Linked DNA regions of Homo sapiens: region 1 is linked to region 2. Evidence: chromatin loops called from intact Hi-C (ENCODE). Cell type or tissue: gastrocnemius medialis. All regions are shown on one strand. Links, peaks and the distances in the headings refer to the core of each region. The heading gives the core; the rest is flanking DNA.

Region 1 (10,112 bases), core at 868-8,867, 110 kb after region 2:
AAGAATATTACGTTTCAAGACCTATGTTACACTTGGTATTAAATTCTAGTCTCATCAGTTGTTGTTTGTTTATGCAGTTTAGGCTAACCCTGCTTATTCCTATGAACCAACCAGTGATCTTTGCCTGCTACTCTGAAAAAACAAGGCATTTTGGTAATGTAAAAATCTGGATTTCATTCTAATTCTGGGCATGTACTGGAATTGCCTAGCCACCTCATGTCAGCTTGGTTCCAGTAGTTTCCCAGTTCATGAAGAGCCTTCTAATTTAGTTTACTTGGGATACTTTTGCTTATTTTGTTATATTGCTGTTTTACTCTTTGTGTAGGAATGCAGACTAAGCTTACTAAATGTTTTCTTAAACCGAATACTTATTAATCTTTCAGATATCACCTTTCGTCAGGACTCAAGAGTTCTGAATGGCCTTCATCATACTGAAGCTTTCTGACTGAGCTCCTCTTTACCCTGAACACAAGAGACCATAATAGTCAGGCAGAAATATCATTGCCCCTATTCAGCCTGAAGAAGTTACAGAAGATGAATCTTTGTCCTTCTACAACCTTAGGATTAAGGGTTCTCTTATAAAAGGGAAGGAGGAAATGTCTAAGACATATGAACTAGAGCAACTTCATCCTGAATAGGAGCTGAGTAAAATAAGGCTGAAACCTACTGGGCTGCATCCTCAGACAGTTAAGGCATTCTAAGTCACAGGATGAGATAGGAGGTCAGCACAAGATACAGGTCCTTAAAACCTTGCTGATAAAACAGGTTGCAGAAAGAAGCCGGCTAAAACCCACCAAAACCAATATGGCCATGGGAGTGACTGCTGGTCGTCCTCACTGCTACACTCCCACCAGCACCATAATAGTTTACAAATGCCATAGTAACATCAGGATATAACCCCATATGGCCTAAAAAGGGGAGGCTTAAATAATGCACCCCTTGCTTAGCATATAATCAAGAAATAACCATAAAAATAGGCAACCAGCAGCCCTCAGGGCTGCTCTGTCTTTGGAGTAGCCATTCTCTTATTCCTCTTTCTTAATAAACTTGCTTTCACTTTACTCAGACTCCCCATGAATTCTTTCTTGCACAAGATCCAAGAACCCTCTCTTGAAGTCTGATTGGGACTTTTTCTTGTGACAGATTCTGCCAGTTTCTGTTCTTGGCAGGTTCCATTTCTACAAATTCCTCATCTCTACAGGTTTAGGATCAGAATGTTCCAGCAGGGAGCACTACAGCTGTTTCAATCTTCAGGGAGACTACTCATCTTGGGAATAATTCCTTCCTTTGTCCTGTCAGCATAATGTGTATGGACCCTGCTAAGCAGCACCCAGTCATGAAAGTGCTGCCACCGAGGAAGGTAAGGAGGTTATGACAAAAAACACAGAACGTGACCCTCTGAACAGCAGGAGAGTAGAAACCGTTCTTGTCATCAGAAATTTCAGAGAGGAAGCTCACTCACTGTCCAGCTTCCCTCCCACACAATGGAAGCATAAAAATGGAAACCCATTTTGCACAAGAAATTAGCACGTTGCCCCTCAAGAGAATTATATCCTATGTTTGTTTCTGTAGGAGTGTCTAAACAGTTAAAACCATGTACCATTCACAAAAATCTATACATAAAACATGAATGTTTAGAAAGTGAACACATATAGAATGATATTTGTTTCAATTTAAGATGCCAACCTGGATACAAGTACACATTCAGTTTGACTAAAATTGCTGTAATAATAATCTAAAAGCAAAACTAAAGAAGGGTAGAAAAAGGAAGGTAACAGATTCCTGCCATTGATAATGGAAATCATAGCATGTAAACAAAGCCAATCCTGCTTGGGAAGTTCACCCTGAGCCTGCAAGGAATGTGGGGAGGCAGCATGGGGCGCCTGGATGTTACAGGTAGTTAGTTAGGCATGAGTGGGGCAGGAGAGGGCTCCCTTCCCCCCACCGCCCAGAATGTCAGACAATCTGGTATTGATTCAGAGATTATAACGTTGCCTCTCTAATAATAATGCATAATTCAGCAGCCTGAGATAGGGAGGTACAATCTCTTGCTGATCCACAGCTGTTAACATTAAAGTGTCAATTGAATGCAGGCACCAAGGAGAAGCAAAGAAGGTTTCCAATAAAATCTCAGGTATTGGGCAGGTGAACCCAGGTATGTGCATTGAGAGACAAAAGGGTGGAGTACGACCTTCCAGGGACACTCCAACAGAAACAGGAAGAAAGCGTCAGATGGGCATGCATACAACTTCCTAAACACACTGCGCATGCTCACTTCCGAAGTGTAAGGAGGGCACTGTGCATTCGGGCAGCCTATCCTAAGGGGAGAATAATGAGAAAGGGGCACAAGATGGCCGCCTATGAAGCCCCAGGATCAAGGTTAAATGCCACACTTGCTCTTCAAGTCACCTGCTTGGATCTCTTCCAAGTGTTCTTTCTTTTCTTTCCTGTTCTAAAGCCTTTTTAATAAGCTTCTACTCCTGCTCTAAAACTTGTCTTGGTCTCTTTTTCTGCTCTATGACCCTCAGTGGAATTTTCTTCTGAGGAGGCAAGAACTGAGGTTGCTGCAGACCAGCAGGGATTCACTGCTGATAACTCAAGATACCTTCCACCAGTAACTTGGAGATGACACCAAGAGACAACACAGGCAAAGGAAAGTGTATTAATTCTGTTTTAGGTGTAGAAACTGGAGTGATTGGAAAATAATTCCTAAAAGAAATTGAAAAGTCAAATTGTCAAGCAGTAAGTTCACCATCACATTTACCATAAAGCATGTAGAGAAATGGAAATATTTACACATCATGGTTGAGAGTGCAGGATTTGCAGTCAGACAGTTTCTGGCACTTAGTAGCTTTAGAAAGTGACTTAAGCCCTCTAAGCCCTCAGTTTTCACATCTATAAAATGAAGTAAATAATATAAGCCTCTCAGAAGTGGGGTGAGGGTTGAATGAAACAATATGTGAGTAGTTTAACACAGAGACTGGCACTGACTTAAGAAAGTATTGTGATAAAAGCAGCAGTGGAGAAAATATTTTGAATAGCTGTATGCATGGCAATCCTTTAACCTCTTTATTCATGGCAACTCATTTAATTGCCACAACAAATATGTAAGGTAAGTACTTTTATTATTTCCATTGTTATGGACTGAGTTGTGCTACCTTCTTCATTTCATATGTTGATGTCCTAAGTCCCAGTGCCCCATAATGTGACTGACTATATTTGGAGATGGGGTCTTTACATCGATAATTAAGTTAAAATTAGGTCATTAGGGTGGGCCCTAATTCAATATGACTGGTGTCCTTATCAGGAGGTTAGGACACAGACATGCAAAGAGGGAAGACCAGAAAGAAGGTATAGAAAAAAAAAAATTGTTATCTACAAGCCAAGGAGAGAGGCCTCAGAAGAAACCAACTCAACAAATTTTAAAAGATGTATTTTGGAGAACAAAACTGTTAGAATATATTTAGAACAGAAAAAAACCATTTCTTCTAGAACTAAGTTGGTCTAAAAGTGCATATCTTGGTAAGGCTCTGTGAGGAAATGACCTAATCTGGAGAGAAGCTGCTGGGACACTCATCTGTGTGTGGCCTGTGGCTCACAGGGGCAGGTATTCTCAGAACGCACATGGGATAATCACCATCCTGGTGTGTCCAGGCTCTGGGAACAGGCTCTTCCTCGTGGCTTTCACATGAGTTTCCTGGTGGGCTATGTAGTCACTTTTCTGCATCCTTCTTTTAAAGGCTCATGAATGTCAAAGTAACACAGACCCTGAGATGAGGCAGGAAAGTTGTATCGGAATGTTTTCAGACTATCAACCAGACCAAACGTTCTGGAATCCATAAGATCCAGGGCTGGGGATAAATTTAATCTATTAATTATTCTTCTGAAGTTGGCAGCTTTGAAAAAGATGCCCTGAGTCAGCATAGTCATTCCAACCAAAAAGAAAAAAGGGAAAAAATAATCATCTTTCCCAACCCTTAAATCGTCCAGCACTAACCAGACTCTGAGACCCTCTGCAGCAGCAGCCTATCAGTGCAGCCACATCCTCTCTGAGCGGATATGACAAACCCCAGGGGTGAAGCGACCTAACCTATGAGCCGCCACACACACTCAAGATGCCCCAGACACCCTGCACTCCGATCTTACTCGTTCCTTTACTGTTTTCATCCTAATTGCCCTCTTACACATTTGACCACACATTTTTGGTCTTGGTGGTTGTATTAGTTTTCTGTTGCTACTATACAAATTGCCACCCATTTAGTGGCTTAAAACAATGCAAATGTATCACCTTACAGTTCCGTAGTTCAGAAACCAACATAGGTATCACCCAGCCAAAATCAAGGTGTCGGCAGATCTGGGTTCCTTTCTGAAGGCTCCAGGGGAGAATCGATTTTCTTACCTTATGGGTTGTTTTCCTCTATCTTCAAAGGCAGCACGTTCTGTTGCTCTGACCCTACTTGCGTACTCACAGCTCCCTCTAAACACTGCCGGGAAAGGCTCTCCACGTTTAAGGACCTGCGTGATTACATTGGACCCACCTGGGTAATCCACGAACTGCTTCCTATCTCAAGGTCGGCTGATTAGCAGCCCTAATTGCACCTGCAGCTTTAATTCCCATTTGCCATCTAACTGAACATCCACAGCTGTTACGGGTTGCAGGGATTATTAGCACCTGGACATCTTTAAGGAACCATTCAGCCCACCACTCCGATGTTCCACTAGAGGGCACTAACATATTCCTGTAATATAAACATTAAAATTCAGATAATGGTGGGAGGGAAAGTTTGATAAAATTGAATACTGTATTATCAATTTTAAAAACTTGATATATAAATATGTCTCATTGGGGTCTTTCAAAAGCTAATCATATAGTACAAGAAAATACATAAACTGGAGTGACTCTCAGAACTAAAATGGCCTGAGCGTAAGTGAAATAGAATTTGAAGTGAGGTGAGAATTCTGCAGTCTATTCCTGGGCTCAAAATCACATAGAAAAAAACAAAAAAAGGTTGCTTTATATTTAAAGGGACAAGGCGTAGGTTCTCTTACAGGGGTTTTTAGGAAATGGTTCATCAGTTTAGTAGGTGTTAGCTTAATTGCTTTTATCGGGATACTGTTGCCCCGGTTGGGTGGATGAGCAGTCCCTAAAAAGAGAAGGAAGAGAGCAAAGACCGAAAAAGTATGAAGGAGAGGAAGGGATGGCATGGCGTAGAATGAAATGCTTTTTCATCAAAATGCAAAGATGAAGGAGATGTTTCAGAGTGCCCGGCCGTCTAGAGGGTTCTGTTTACTTTCCATTCCCGCTGTTAGGGACATAGGAGTCTGCCCTACATTAGGGAAATGGAATAGAATAAGTTTCTAGAATTCCTAAATATGGTGGAATTGGGTAGAAAAGATCAGAGGGAAGGTTGTAGGGAGGAAGGGTGGGAAAGTAAAACAACTGGCTCCTACTGTAAGGCTATTGGAGCCTCAGGCTAACAGCATCATTTTAGTACCTTGGTTGAGGTAGAAAAGGAAACGAGAGCAGAATAGCCTCATAGTCAAAGGAACACAGAAGGAGAAACCACATTGCTGAGGAGAGTGAATTAGCTGGTAGAGGGACAGAATATAGAATTAGCTACCTCCTAAATCTTGAATTAATCTAATATGAAAAGACATTGGGAAAAATTATAATACTCTGAAGTGTAATTATGTACCTGTTCAACTTTGAAACACCACGGAATGTTGGGAAATCCAATATCCACTAATAGTGAGCTATGTGGACGCGAGTAAATTCTGAAAGATTTTGCTATTTGGATGTCAAGGTTTACTAAGTAACATGAAATTATTTACTTGCAGTGGGTTTTTAGAATGAAAGTTGTTTTCCCTCTCTTAAGAACACCCGAATTCACAGCTAGGATATGGAGGATTTGCCAGGAAAATGCAAACACCTGTGGCTGAAGTAGAGCCAAGCTCTCTCCCTACATTTTTTTCCAGAAAGCAGTGGTGAAGAAATAGAAAAAGAGAGAATACTCCTCTTAGATCAGAGCTAAGGTCCTGATAGCAATCACTCCTTTCTCAATGCATGGAATGGAAACTGTTAGAGCTGCACCTCTCACCATGAAGGGGTCTGGGGGCAAGGAACTCATCTCTGAGGTTTGAGAGTAGGCCTGAAAACCGGGAAGGGGGCTCCTTCTTGTCTGGAGATGATAATGATTTGGCAAAAACAATGACGGGCTCTGTGAGGCTCTACTTGTGGTAGGAAGCTTTTGGGAAGAAAGGGGTAGCCTCCTTCTATTCCACCATCCAGGAATACATTCGTTCCTACAAAGTACAAGAAGGATTCAAAGGTATACATGTGTCAAAAATCACAATGAGCACTGTAAATATATGCAATTTTTATTCATCAACTATACCTTAATTTTAAAAATTAAGAAAAGTTCAAAGGTGTTCGAGGAGGAAGGCATTCTGGGGAATCCTAGGAAAGTCACCTCAATGTAGGAAGAACATATTCAGGCAGAAAAGAGAGCAGTACCAGCAGCTGCTGGAAGATCTAAGAGAAGCTTGACACTCCTGGCCCCAAACACTGCCTGGCTACAACACGATATCCAGGGACAGATACCTTCCATGTACAGCAAGCTGTGGAGTGGCAAGAAAGCAAAGCACGTACCAAAAGCAGGCAGGAAGCAGAGCTGGCTGGTAAGGCTCTGAGGTTACTGCAGGAAGCAGGTGTTGCCTCTGCCTTTCACCAGCTTCTTCTGGAGAAGAACAGAGAAGGGGAAAAGAAGAAAGATGCTCCAGATACCATCTTTGGTGGAAACAGCTGCTAGCTCTAGCAATGATGACTAAGTCAATTTTGCTAAAGAGCAAAGAAGCTGTGTGTCTTGGATTTTAAACAGCAATAGACTAGCAAAATAATCTATGATGTGAATCTGAGATTTTACACCCTAGACTCTTTTAAAATGTAGTGACTAAAAATATATACCAGTGGATAAATGAAGTCAGGGATATACTTGAAATTTTTTCTGCCAGAGTAGAAATGACTTCAAAATATATGATAATGCAGCTTTCATGTAATCCCAGCTACTGGGGAGGCTGAGGCAGGAGTATTGCTTAAACCCGGGAAGCGGAGGTTGCAGTGAGCCAAGATCATGCCACTGCACTCCAGCCTGGGTGACAGAGTGATACTCTGTCTCAAAAAAAAAAAAAAAGATAATGCAGCTTTCAATATTATAAGCTTTATGTTCTCACACTTCTAAGTGATAATCAAATGTGTTACACCACTTTATACCCTGAGATCCAAAATACATAAATATTTGACAGTTTGTACAAGACTGTATTAATAAGAAAATGTGGCACATGTATAAAGAAAGGAATCTCACAGATTAAGGAAAATGACATTGATTACAAATGTCCTCAGCCTGAGTTGGCTGTGTTGCGTTTGTACACTTCAGCCCTCTGAGCTGAAGTGGGAGTGGTTTCTCTCCTGAAAATGTTTCTGAGGCCCAAATAGCTGAAGAGGTGGAGACGTTACAGAAACCACCTGGAGCCCCCAGAACTGGCAGACACCTGCCTGATGCTGCCATGGGCCCCCAGCTCCTTGGCTATGTGGTCCTTTGCCTTCTAGGAGCAGGTGAGTCCCAGAACACATAGGCAACTTTTGGCCTTATTTTGTAGGCCTCAGCCCAAGGCATCTCCTAAAGGCTTAAGCATTGGAGATCCCCTTCAGCGCTGCCTCTAACTCTGTCCCCTTCCTTTACAGGCCCCCTGGAAGCCCAAGTGACCCAGAACCCAAGATACCTCATCACAGTGACTGGAAAGAAGTTAACAGTGACTTGTTCTCAGAATATGAACCATGAGTATATGTCCTGGTATCGACAAGACCCAGGGCTGGGCTTAAGGCAGATCTACTATTCAATGAATGTTGAGGTGACTGATAAGGGAGATGTTCCTGAAGGGTACAAAGTCTCTCGAAAAGAGAAGAGGAATTTCCCCCTGATCCTGGAGTCGCCCAGCCCCAACCAGACCTCTCTGTACTTCTGTGCCAGCAGTTTATCCACAGTGTTGCACAGCCAGCTGCTCTCTGCACAAAAACAGAGGGTAGCTGCAAGAACAAGGAGACTCCTCCTTCAGGAGACCCCTCACCGACCAACAGGATAAACTTCCTCCATCATCCCACAGAAGCCCTTCCCCACACGCCAGCCTCAGGGACTCTGCAATGCAGCCACTCTGTGGAACCAGGGGTCCATCCTCTACCTGCTGTACCAATGAGGTTTCAAAGTTGGGCAGGACAAGCTCACTGAGTTAGGTCTAGTGCCAGGGTACACTCTCCCATCCTTTCTTCTTGTGGAGCTTAAATCTTTAAATTCAACTAAACTGTTGCCCAAACTGAAGACTCCATTTACAATCTAATGGGTCTCAACAATATTTGGTTCTGTATTCCAGGTCCTATTTATTCTGGAGGTTTTGTCACTTGGAGGAACACCATGTTTGGAGTTATTTATGAAACCCAGCACCTCCTATTTTCTTCCTCTCAGCAGATGGTCCAAATGCCCAAGCCAGAGATGCAAGACTGATCTTCACTCTCTCTCTGACTTTCTCCTTCCACACCAAATCCACTACCCTATCCTGCATTTTTCTAAGTACTAAATTCCTCACAAATTTTACTAACTTTTCTAATTTCACTGATCTCACCTGGATCACTTTAGCCACCTTCCAAGTAGCCACCCTACCTGCAAGCCTGCACCTGCTCCCACCCAAAACCACTCCCTCAAGCTTAAAACCCTTTGGTTTATTTCTATTAACTAGCTAAAGTCTCAAGTTTATGTTAGTTTGCAAGTCTCTCAGCCCCTCCATGATGTGACCTTTGCATATCCCCCACCTTTCTAACACTGACTTCCCTTATCCTTCAACTACCACAACTGCCTGCATCTACTCCAGAAACATCCCATTTCTCGCACATCCCCAAATATGTCCACTGCTGACTCACTCCTGGGTCTTTATCTACAATGGTCACTCTACCCAGAATACCATTTCTCTCTCTGGTATTCATCTGTTCTTCCAGCTGCTCTTTTTGTGCAGACTGCAGCTGGCTGTGCAGCACTGTGGATAAACTGCTGGTGCAAATGTACAGAGAGGTCTGGACTGGGCGACTCCAGGAATGGGGGAGATTCTCCTTCATAGACCAATTTAGAAGTCACTTCCTCCAAGACGATTGCCTTGAATCATTGACTGGATTATTTCTCCGCTGTGTGTTCTTCTAACAGCCTGAACAGAGCTAACACCAACACCGAGACACCACCATGAACTCACCAGCCATTGACTTCTCTGTTCTATAGCTTTTTGCCTCTTTGGAATAGGCATGTCATGGGTGCAGGTATGACGTCCTTGAACTTGGTTTGCTAGACCCTACATTAAGCCTTTTTCTGGTGGTTACACATCAGTATATTTCCTAAGTTCTCTCTTTTTAGCCACAATGTCCATGAATGCTGGTGTCACTGAAATTTCAGTTTATCAAGTTTCAGAGTCAGAATATAAAGTTCTATATTACAACCAGAATATGTTTTATGACCAATATGTGCTGAGCCAGACAAGAGGCAGGAATGAAGCTCCAACTAATCTATTTCTCAGTTGGTGCTTGGAGTACAAACAAATAGAGAGTCTCTAATAGACCTGTGTCTCTTGAGATAAGACTGAGCATTTCTTTTTTTTAATATATATATACTTTAAGTTCTATTTCTTGCAACCTCCAGACATCCAGCCCTTCATAGACACTGCCAGCCGTTAACCCGAAGCCCTGCACAGCCACTTCCTCTCTGAACAGAAAAGACTGCCACAAGGGGAGAGACGGTCTTACCTTCCTGAGCCTGCCCTTGCCAGAGGAAGCCACTGCCACCGCAGAAGCACTTAGGAGCCTTTCCCACCTCCTTGCACTGAGACTTATGGAACTCTTGAGGGCCCTAGTCTGTAAAAGTCCATCCCCGGCCTGGCGCAGTTGCTCATGCCTGTAATCCCAGCACTTTGGGAGGCTGAGGTGGGTGGATCATGAGGTCAGGAGTTCGAGACCAGCCTGGCCAACATGGTGAAACCCCATCTCTACTAAAGATACAAAAAATTAGTCAGGCATGATGGTG
Region 2 (10,112 bases), core at 1,235-9,234:
AAATTAGCCAGGTGTGGTGGCACATGCCTGTAATCCCAGCTACTTAGGAGGCTGAGGCTGAAGAATTGCTTGAACCTGGGAGGGGGAGGTTGTGGTGAGCCGAGAGCGCACCACTGCACTCTAGCCTGGGCAACAAGAGCGAAACTCTGTCTCAAAACAATAAATAAATAAATAAAATAGAAGGAATAAAAAGAAATTAAACCTAGATAACACAAAAAGCATGTTCATTTTAAGTGTGACAACTTCAGATCCTACAAATTCACTAATTGGCCTCTATGGCACTGAAGGAGAACAGATTAATGTACTCTTGGTGTAAAACATATTAATGCACAGAGAATTAAAAGATCTTCAGGTATATGATTCAAATTGTAATGAGGGGCAATGTACTCAACATCAATATTCCTAATGAGGCATTATGGTATCAACTGTACCTAGGCAGGAGACTACACTTATGTTGAGCAGTTATAGAATTCAAAATAACTCTGTTAAAATTTGATAATCCATTCTGTTCACAGATCTGGTCACCACCTAGCATTCGCTTTGAGAGAAGTTCCTTTATTCTCTCCAGTTACATCTGCTCTTATTTCAGTATAAGTTGAACCCAGTTGTCTTACTTCCAGAAGTCCAAAGTTACTTCTTTTCTTGGGAAAAAAATTTACTGTGACTCCTGGAAACAGAAGTTCTCACTTTATCATTTTTCTGATCTATTTAATATTATACCTTCTCATTTTAAGTTCCTTTTCCCGCTCTCCAGAAGTGAGTGTTCCTTAGCGTTCTGTTCTCGGTCCCCCTCAAGCCCAGTCTTGCTGTTGGTGGTCTACATCTTTGCTTTTGTCACAGGGAAGTCACTCCTCTAGATGCTATCTTCAGCTTTTTCTTGAAATATTTCCATTCTACCAAAACTGTTCTCCTAAAGATTAAAATTACGTATTTCCCAGACCAAAAGACGCATGTGTGTTTCTTTGCCTGCTTGATCTCTTTGAAGCTCTTGACAATACTGACCATGCCCTAAGTCCTGAGCATTAATTTTTGCTCAGTTTCATTTACATCATTTTCAACTAGTTTCTCATTTTCTCTCTATTCTTTTTGTTTTCAATGCAGCTCCCAGAAACTAAATCTATCCATTTAATATTCTTTTTCCCAGGAAAATTCTTCTCATTCTATTTAAAGTGTAATATTCTAGTTTAATGGGAAAGTTTTTTGTTGTTGTTGTTTAGCCTTTTAAAAATCTCTACTGAAAAAATTTTGGATATGAAAATTAGCCAGGCATGGTGGCGGGAGCCTGTAATCCCAGCTACTCAGGAGGCTGAGGCAGGAGAATCGCTTGAAACTTGGAGGCGGAGGTTGCAGTGAGCTGAGACTGCACCACTGTGCTCCAGCCTGGGCAATGGAGAGAGACTCCATCTCAAAAAAAAAAAAAAAAGAAAAGAAAAGAAAAAATTGTGAAATGTGGTCTGAGACAACTTTTCTCAGTGTCACCTGAGGCATGGGTTAAACAGGTATATTCTAGGACAGGTTCAGAATTTCAGAGTCGAAATTTCTTGTTGGTGGACTTTAGGAATACGTATCATTGCTCCTGAGTATTTCTGTTAGTGCTGAAGTTCTGCCCCAAGGACTTCGTAAGATTAATAACATCGCAAATCTTCTGTAGTGCTTTAAAATTTTGTTCTTCATTTTTTTATTCTCACTTTCTTCTCTTTCCTTTTCCACTTCCTCTTATGTTTTCCTTAATCTTCAACTTTCCTAAGCACCTGCAAGTGGGATTGGAGCCTTGTTTAACATCGTCCATGTAGCAAAATAAGGATGAGGCCAAATATTTGAACCAAGGATCCCCATCTCCTATGGAAGGTGCCCTGAGGTTGTGGGTGTTGCTGGGGACATGATGTCATGGCCAGATCCTACATCATGCGGCCAAGGGAACCCAGAACTTTCACTGCTCTTTGCTACTGCACATCAGAACCCATCGCTGGGAGTGTCTTGCACTGCCTGACCTCACCATGGATATCTGGCTCCTCTGCTGGGTGACCCTGTGTCTCTTGGCGGCAGGTGGGTCCAGGTATACTTAAACATTTGCATAAAGATGTTTTTGGCTGGGCGTGGTGGCTCACAGCCGTAATCCCACCTTTTTGGGAGGTTGAGGTGAGTAGATCACCAGAGGTCAAGAGTTCGAGACCAGCCTGGTCAACGTGGTGAAACACCTTCTCTACCAAAAAATACAAAAATTAGCCAGGCGTGGTAGTGTGCTCCTGTAGTCCCAGCTACTTGGGAGGCTGAGGTGGGAGGATCACTTGAATCTGGGAGGTAGAGGCTGCAGTGAGCAGAGATCACGACATTTCACTCCAGCCTGGGCAACACAGAGAGACCCTATCTCAAAAAAAAAAGATGTTTTCTTTGGGCTTCCCTTCACCTTCTATGGCTTCCGTCTTCTTCCACAGGACACTCGGAGCCTGGAGTCAGCCAGACCCCCAGACACAAGGTCACCAACATGGGACAGGAGGTGATTCTGAGGTGCGATCCATCTTCTGGTCACATGTTTGTTCACTGGTACCGACAGAATCTGAGGCAAGAAATGAAGTTGCTGATTTCCTTCCAGTACCAAAACATTGCAGTTGATTCAGGGATGCCCAAGGAACGATTCACAGCTGAAAGACCTAACGGAACGTCTTCCACACTGAAGATCCATCCCGCAGAGCCGAGGGACTCAGCCGTGTATCTCTACAGTAGCGGTGGCACTGCATGGCTGAGTCAGTTCCCTCCAGGGTGCAAACCCTCTGGCTGCTCTTCTCCCAGTTGAACTCCAAGAAAACATTTGAAAAAGCCTCTTCCTTATCTTCCTACCCCAGAAGAAAGAAGCGAGTTGATTGTTGTGGCTGCAGCTGCTACCGGGAGAGTACAAGACCATGAATTAAGGTCTTAAATGGTCATGATGGGCACACTGGACAATGGGCTCCTGAAACTACCCAAATACAAAATGAGACATTCTGTGGATCAGGAGGAATCCACATGTTTAGAAGGAAGGGCCCCAGACCAATTTCCAAGTTCAGAGACCAGCTATCTGAGGTTGATATTACTTACCAAAACACAAAAACATTCCTACTGATTTTATCTCAAACACAGTTCTCCTGCAAACTCTTCCCCCACCAACGTACCCCAGCAGAGGCAATGACATGTACATTTATGGAACAGCCTGTTGACTACTGCAGATCCATCTCTTCAATAAGACCAACTTTCCCTGGAGGTCAGTGACTAAACCAAACCGCAAGGCAGACGGCAACACGACCCTCTTAGGGGATGGATGCCAGAGAAACACTGACTAAAATCCCCACTCGGGGACTGTCCTAGCACATTCAGTTCCTCACACAGCTGCCCAGGGGAGCGCGACGTTTTATTCTGTTACTTCAAACACTCATCTGTTCCTCTCTCTCTCTTGCAGGCCCTAGACTCACAGACACTGGAATTAGAGTCAGAAAAATTGCTTTCTAATCCCAAAACTGGTTTTGTTTACTCCCCTTCAGCTGTGAAATCTTGGCAAATGCTCTTACTTCTCTGGGACTCAGTGTCCTCCTCTTCAAAATTAGAGACTTGCTCCACTTAGTCTCTAAGATCTGATACAAATATGATTATTTGACTTGCTATTTATTTATTTATACAAATATTAGAATATTTATGTATACATTTAACATAAATATATTTATATTTAATAAAAACATAAAATTTATAACATTTTATATAAATTTATATCAATAATATATATTTATTGATATACTTATATCACATAAGAGATATATAAATATATGCAAATATATTTTATGTAAATTTTAATACAAATATAAAAAATACATTTTCTATATAAGTATATATAAATACTTATATATAAATGTATTTTATACATTTATATATAAATATATATATAAATATATATTTATATATAAATATATATATAAATATATATTTATATATAAATATATATATAAATATATATTTATATATAAATACAAATACTTATATATATTTATATATAAGTATTAATATATAAATATATGTGTTTATATATTATTATATATAAATAATATATAAATATATGTGTTTATATATTATTATATATAAATAATATATAAATATATGTGTTTATATATTATTATATATAAATAATATATAAATATATGTATTTATAATATTTATCTATTTATCTATCTACAGCTATTTTACACATGTGACAATCAGGGTTGCGATGGAAGACATCACTACAAGCTGGAAAATATGAACATAATTACATATGCAGATAACACAGATCCAGAGACTATCTGATTGCAAGGAACATTATAGATCACCCCTATATACCATAACTTTGAAGCTAATTTGAAATGTGGTTTGTGAAAGTATTATACATTTCCTGCAATCCCCTCCACTGCTGCTAGATGGCAGTAAAGGAACGTGTTAGAAAGTCTGGGGAGGGGACCTCATGATTTATTTACCGCGCAGTCATGATTTACCACGCAATCACGGTTTAGTCTTGTTGTCCTGTCATAATTAATAGTATCCTCTTTCACATACAAAAGTGTCTCAATTTGAACATTAAACTATACGGTCATTGTAGATAATGACACAAATGATAGCATCTCTGTTGAAAGTAAATTGTTTATTAATGTTGCAGTACCTTCATTTCTTTGTTTCGGTTTAATGAAATAGATTTTTTAAATTATAGAATAAATAAACACGAAGCTATAGCATTGGTCTGCTTTTTGTCATTTTACTATTTAAATATATCTCAGCCCTACTTACAGTTTGTATTAGCGATATATGGTGTATGAAGCCTCAACTTAAAAACTCAGCTTGGTCTTCGTAGTGCTTCTGTCACTGTCTGCCCAGCACCCACTGCCTCTCAATGTGTTCCAACGTTTCCCAATTCCTACCTGCTAATAAACCTACCAGGATATTTCCAGACCTATTTTCTCTGTGAAGAAAACCAAGCGACATTGACTTTCCCTCATTCATCTACTAATACATAAATGTCACCACATGCCAGTGACAACGGGGTAAAATAAGTAATAAAAGTGAAATAGGATAAAAGAATTGTTATACATTTATTGGCCTTCCGGAGAAATCCACCCTCTTCTCTCTAGTCTCCTGCGCACCCTGCCAACAATGTCATTGGCTGTAAAAATACCTCATGTTCATTTAACACTCTACAGTTTACTGAGTAATTTGTTGTTTTATTTTCATGCTTTAATTATATGTTTCCAGGTTCTCTGAGCTTTTGAGCTCCTGCTCTTCCCAGATGGGCTTTCATAACAAGGCCAGCCCCTTTCTCTCTCCCCTTCCGCCAGTGCCCATCATTTGAACCAAATTTTCTTCCTGTCTCTCTTACTTGATTCTTTCCCAACCTGTGCCTTCTGTTTGGTCTCTTAAAATATTTCCCTATTCAGTGATAACTCCCTTAATGAAGGCATCTTTATTGACTGCCTTGGAAATCCTCAGAATTATAGAAACATCTTTCATGTCCACCTTGGCATGTTTTATATGTTTCACATATATTTTCATAAATAATAAAAAAGTTATATATTTTCCATACGTAATAAAAATGTCCCTTCAACATGCGTAATATATAACAAGATTAGTGATCTTCCACCTAATGTCTTGGACAATGTGACTTCTGTCTGATAGGTATAGTCTTTGACCCCTACTTACTCATGATTAAAGAAATACCTTTCTCTCAAAGGAACTATCTGTGTTCACAGCGTTAAGTCTCATCCTGGATGCCGCAAGAAGACGTTCAAATGTCCACTGCCCACCCAGGTATGTGATGCTGCCTGCCATGGGTCACTAGAAGGTGATAGTTAAAAGTGTAGGCTCTGGAATCAAACAATGCAGACCACAATTCTGGCTCCTCTGCTCAAATGCTATGTGAACGTGAGCAAGACTGTGAACCTCTCTATGCCTCACTTCCTCACCTCTAAAATGAAGATAATAGTACCTACCTGAGGCTGAGCACAGTGGCTCATGCCTGTAAATCCCAGCATTTTGGGAGGCCGAGGTGGGTGGATCATCCCAGGTTGGGAGTTCGAGACCAGCCTGACCAACATGGAGAAACCCTGTCTCGACTAAAAATACAAAATTAGCTGGGCGTGGTGGCACATACCTGTAATCCCAGCTACTCAGGAGGCTAAGACAGGAGAATCTCTTGAACTCGGGAAGCGGAGGTTGTGGTGAGCCAAGATTGCACCATTACACTCCATCCTGGATGACAAGAGTGAAACTCTGTCTCAATAATAATAATAATAATAATAATAATAATAATACCTACCTGATAGTATTGGGTTAAATAAGATAATTCATGAAAATCCCTAGTGTGGTGCCTAAAACTCAAACGCTAATATACATAGGTTTGGCCTAATATTATGAGGTGTTATTATTTAGGATTGCTGTGCTTCAGCTTTTTGTTGAGTTTCACGGTTTGGCTCTTACTGGACCACTGACAGAAGCAACTCCATGACTGGTTATTCTGTCATTACCCCCAGATACTGTGCGATACCTTCCAAATCTACTACAAACAACGAGTGTGCATTTCTCTTGCTTGTTCCATCCAAGAGGAAAGAGATCTGTCCAGAGATGTCATTCTGCTTCAGTCAACCCAGCCGTGCCAGACAATATCAGCATAAATGTCAAAATTACCATATGTGGTCAACATATGCTGATACTGTGACCATATGCTACATGGGACTTGTTCCCTTAATTGTGAATAAGAGAACTATTCGTGTAGGTGTTATTATCCCCAATTTTATAGGCTCAGAAAGAGTAATAATTGGTCCAATGTCTCACAACTGTATGTTTCATGGCAAAGATTGGAAATGAAGCAATAACTTTTTTCTAGTAAAATTACAAGAATGACCTTAATTTCTTTCTAAGCAAACGTAGTGTATCATCACAACAGTTATGTTAAATCAGCTCAATAATCTCCTAGAAGAACATATTATAATATTCATTAGAGGTGGTATGGGCTTTAAGAGGGAGAAAAAACTAGGCAGGATATTGCTATACGTGAAGTACCATGCTAGATATTTCACATATGGTATTTCATTTCATCCATACCAGCAACCCAAAATTATGTTATTTATCCCTGTTTTACTAACAAAGAAATTGAAGTTTAAGGAGGGTAAGTGCAGGATGAACACTAAGCCAATTGTAGAGCTGGCTTTTGTAATCAGGGATTTTATTTAATTCGATTTGCTCTACTATCATCATGTTGAATTAAGAATGGCAAAGGGCTGGGTGCACTGGCTGACACCTATAGTTCTAGCTACTCGGGAAACTGAGGCAGGAGGGTTGCTTGATCCCAGGAGTTCGAGGCTGCAGTGAGATATGGTCATGCCACCGAACTCCAGCCTGGGTAACAGAATGAGACCCTGTCTCTAAAAATTTAAAAAAAAAATAAGAAATTTTCAAAAAAGAATAAAAATTAAAATATATATATATTTTAAGGCTGGGTGCGGTGGCTCACGCCTGTAATCCCAGCACTTTGGGAGGCTGAGGCGGGCGGATCACGAGGCGGGAAATCAAGACCATCCTGGCTAACATGGTGAAACCCCATCTCTACTGAAAAATACAAAAAATTAGTCGGGCGTAGCGGCGGGCGCCGGTAGTCCCAGCTACTCGGGAGGCTGAGGCAGGAGAATGGCATTAACCCAGGAGGCGGAGCTTGCAGTGAGCTGAGGATCATGCTACTGCACTCCAGCCTGGGCGACAGAGTGAGACTCCCTCTCAAAAACAACAACAACAACAACAACAACAAAAATTTAAAAAAATGTGTGTGTGTGTGTGTGTGTATACATATATATACTTTTTTTTTTTTTTTTAAAGAATGAGAAAGGAACTAGAACAAGCAGAGAGAAAAAGCCCAGGGGCACGACAGCTAAAGGATGACTAATGGAAGTTGAAAATAGGAAGCTGAAAGGTACAGAAATACTGCGGGAAGACAAACTACAAATTATGTGGAGAAAGACAAGAATAAGAACAGTTCCCAGAGGTCTGAACACAGCACATTATGTCTTCTTGCTATACAGTGGCCACCAAACTTGTCAATACTGTAGGCAAATGCTAGTGTCATTGCTTGTGGCTAAGCAGAAATTTTGACACTTGGGAAGGTTGGCATGAGATTGAACAGTTGCCATGGTGACCTGCCATAGATATTTTGATTGATGATGAGTAGACACAAAGTGCCAATGCTTAAGACCTAGCTTCAGATACTTAGGATTTAGTGGAGAGGCTGTTTTGACTATTTCTTTTCTTTTCTTTTCTTTTGAGACAGAGTGTCGCTCTGTCTCCCAGGCTGGATGGAGTGCAGTGGCACGATCTCGGCTCACTGCAAGCTCTGCCTCCCGGGTTTACGCCATTCTCCTGCCTCAGCCTCCCGAGTAGCTGGGACTACAGGCGCCCACTACCATGCCCGGCTAATTTTATGTACTTTTAGTAGAGACCGGGTTTCACCGTGGTAACCAGGATGGTCTCCATCTCCTGACCTCGTGATCCGCCCACCTCGGCCTCCCAAAGTGCTGGGATTACAGGCGTGAGCCACCACGCCCGGCCTGACTATTTCTGACATCTGACTTAGGCTGCACAGGAGGTGGGGTTTCTTGACAGGGAGGAGCTAATGTAGGGACTGTGATGTGCCAGGCTATTTGGGTTGGGGTGGAGAAACCACAGAGAGACAGACATAAGCTCTCTCCCTTATTTATAGGACATACCTACTGGTCCTGCCCTAGGCCCCAGATTCTTTGTTAGTGGCCTTTTCTACTGGGAGCAGGTGGGGCATTCCAGTTTCAGGTGTTCTGGGACCTGGCTTGCAGTTTTTCACTGATGGCTGCATCATTAGGCTCGCTCTTTTGCCCTTTCCTCAGTTCCTGTCTTTTTTTCACTTTCAGTCACCTAGAAACGACAATATCCAATCAGAAGTTGAGAATGAGACAAGTTTGGGAAGACATTGAGGAATGTCTCATATTGTGGTATTGATAAATCTAGAGATGGGGCCACAGCTTGCTTATAGCTGCTTAGAGTAAAATGATTAATCAGAAAAAGTAATTTCCAAGGATTTGTAGTCAGTCTGCCTGAGGCTAATACATTTATTCACAGCAAAATATCTGCTGCCTAAAATGACTCTGCAAGTTACCCCTACAATACCAGCTACTCAGAGTGATGCAATCACCTGGTTGCAATAGGAAATTATCCTGGCTTCAGTTATCTAGTAGAACAGGTGTACATATCAATCTTAGAGCTCTTGAGAAGACCCAGTAGCCCCAGACCCGTGCAATTATATTATAAGCACTCAAGTAACTTCTCAGCTAAAGGAAGAATGATGAAGCAGGAAAGAGAGAAAAATGATTTGTATTTTTTGTGGTTAACTTGCTTAGAAATTTTAGGGAGGATAAACTCAATCTTGACTAATAGGAAATTTAATTAATTTAGAGAGTTATTAAATAATAGCTCCTCCACATCAGGGACTATGATAAATGTTATTAACAACACAAAGAAGAATAAGACTTTCCCTTCTAGGAACATACCATTTAGTGGGAAGAAAGACAGACAGATACACACACACATACACACACACATGCACATACACTTAAACAGAAGTGGTAGAGGCTGAGGGAAATCCCATAAGATAGACATAAAGAAAGTGCTCCATTTGCTCAGAGTTAGAGGTGAAAACCAAGAATATTGGCAGAAAAGAATGTTTTAAAGCAACTTTGAATGATTCTTCCAATGATATTGGAATTAGAAAATGAAGGTTTAGGCAGAGTGGGGAGCAGGACAGTCACTGAAGTGGGAAGGCACACATGGGCTCAGCAAAACCGGAGCACAGTGTAATATCATTAGGGGTGAAGTCAAGAAAAGTAGCTTAAAATTAAGCCATAGAGAATCCAAAGATTTTAAATTTTCTTTTGATTTCAAAAATGATCTTTTCATATTATTGAGCCAGAAAATAATTAAGTCATCTATATATTAGACAAAGTTGTCAAAAGCAACTAAATGGAGGGATGTTAAAATGGGAAAGAAAAAAGCTAGCACATTTAACCTATAGCTAACAATACTGTATTATACACTTAAAAATGTGTTAG

Evidence for each region. Hi-C counts contacts between places; a loop is a spot of excess contacts. Peaks named below come from ENCODE experiments on the same cell type or tissue, not always from the same donor. Only the 100,000 strongest peaks of a DNase experiment are listed, where the experiment ranks them.
Region 1: a loop joins it to region 2, with 9 times the contacts of the local background. A loop is called at or near these places in 4 of 110 quality-filtered maps.

What each region holds. Positions count from the first base shown.
Region 1 is chr7:142,707,826-142,717,937 of GRCh38, forward strand. It overlaps TRB, the pseudogene TRBVB and TRBV27. Among named protein-coding and RNA genes, the nearest start is that of PRSS1, 37 kb to the right of the region's middle. In gastrocnemius medialis, for the core only: a CTCF peak has its summit at 4,733 (motif pointing right); no DNase peak of the experiment used is centred there.
Region 2 is chr7:142,599,631-142,609,742 of GRCh38, forward strand. It overlaps TRB and TRBV17. Among named protein-coding and RNA genes, the nearest start is that of MIR11400, 130 kb to the left of the region's middle. In gastrocnemius medialis, for the core only: CTCF peaks have their summits at 4,421 and 4,620; DNase peaks (open chromatin) are centred at 3,351 and 4,430; H3K4me3 peaks cover 378 bases; H3K27ac peaks cover 1,513 bases.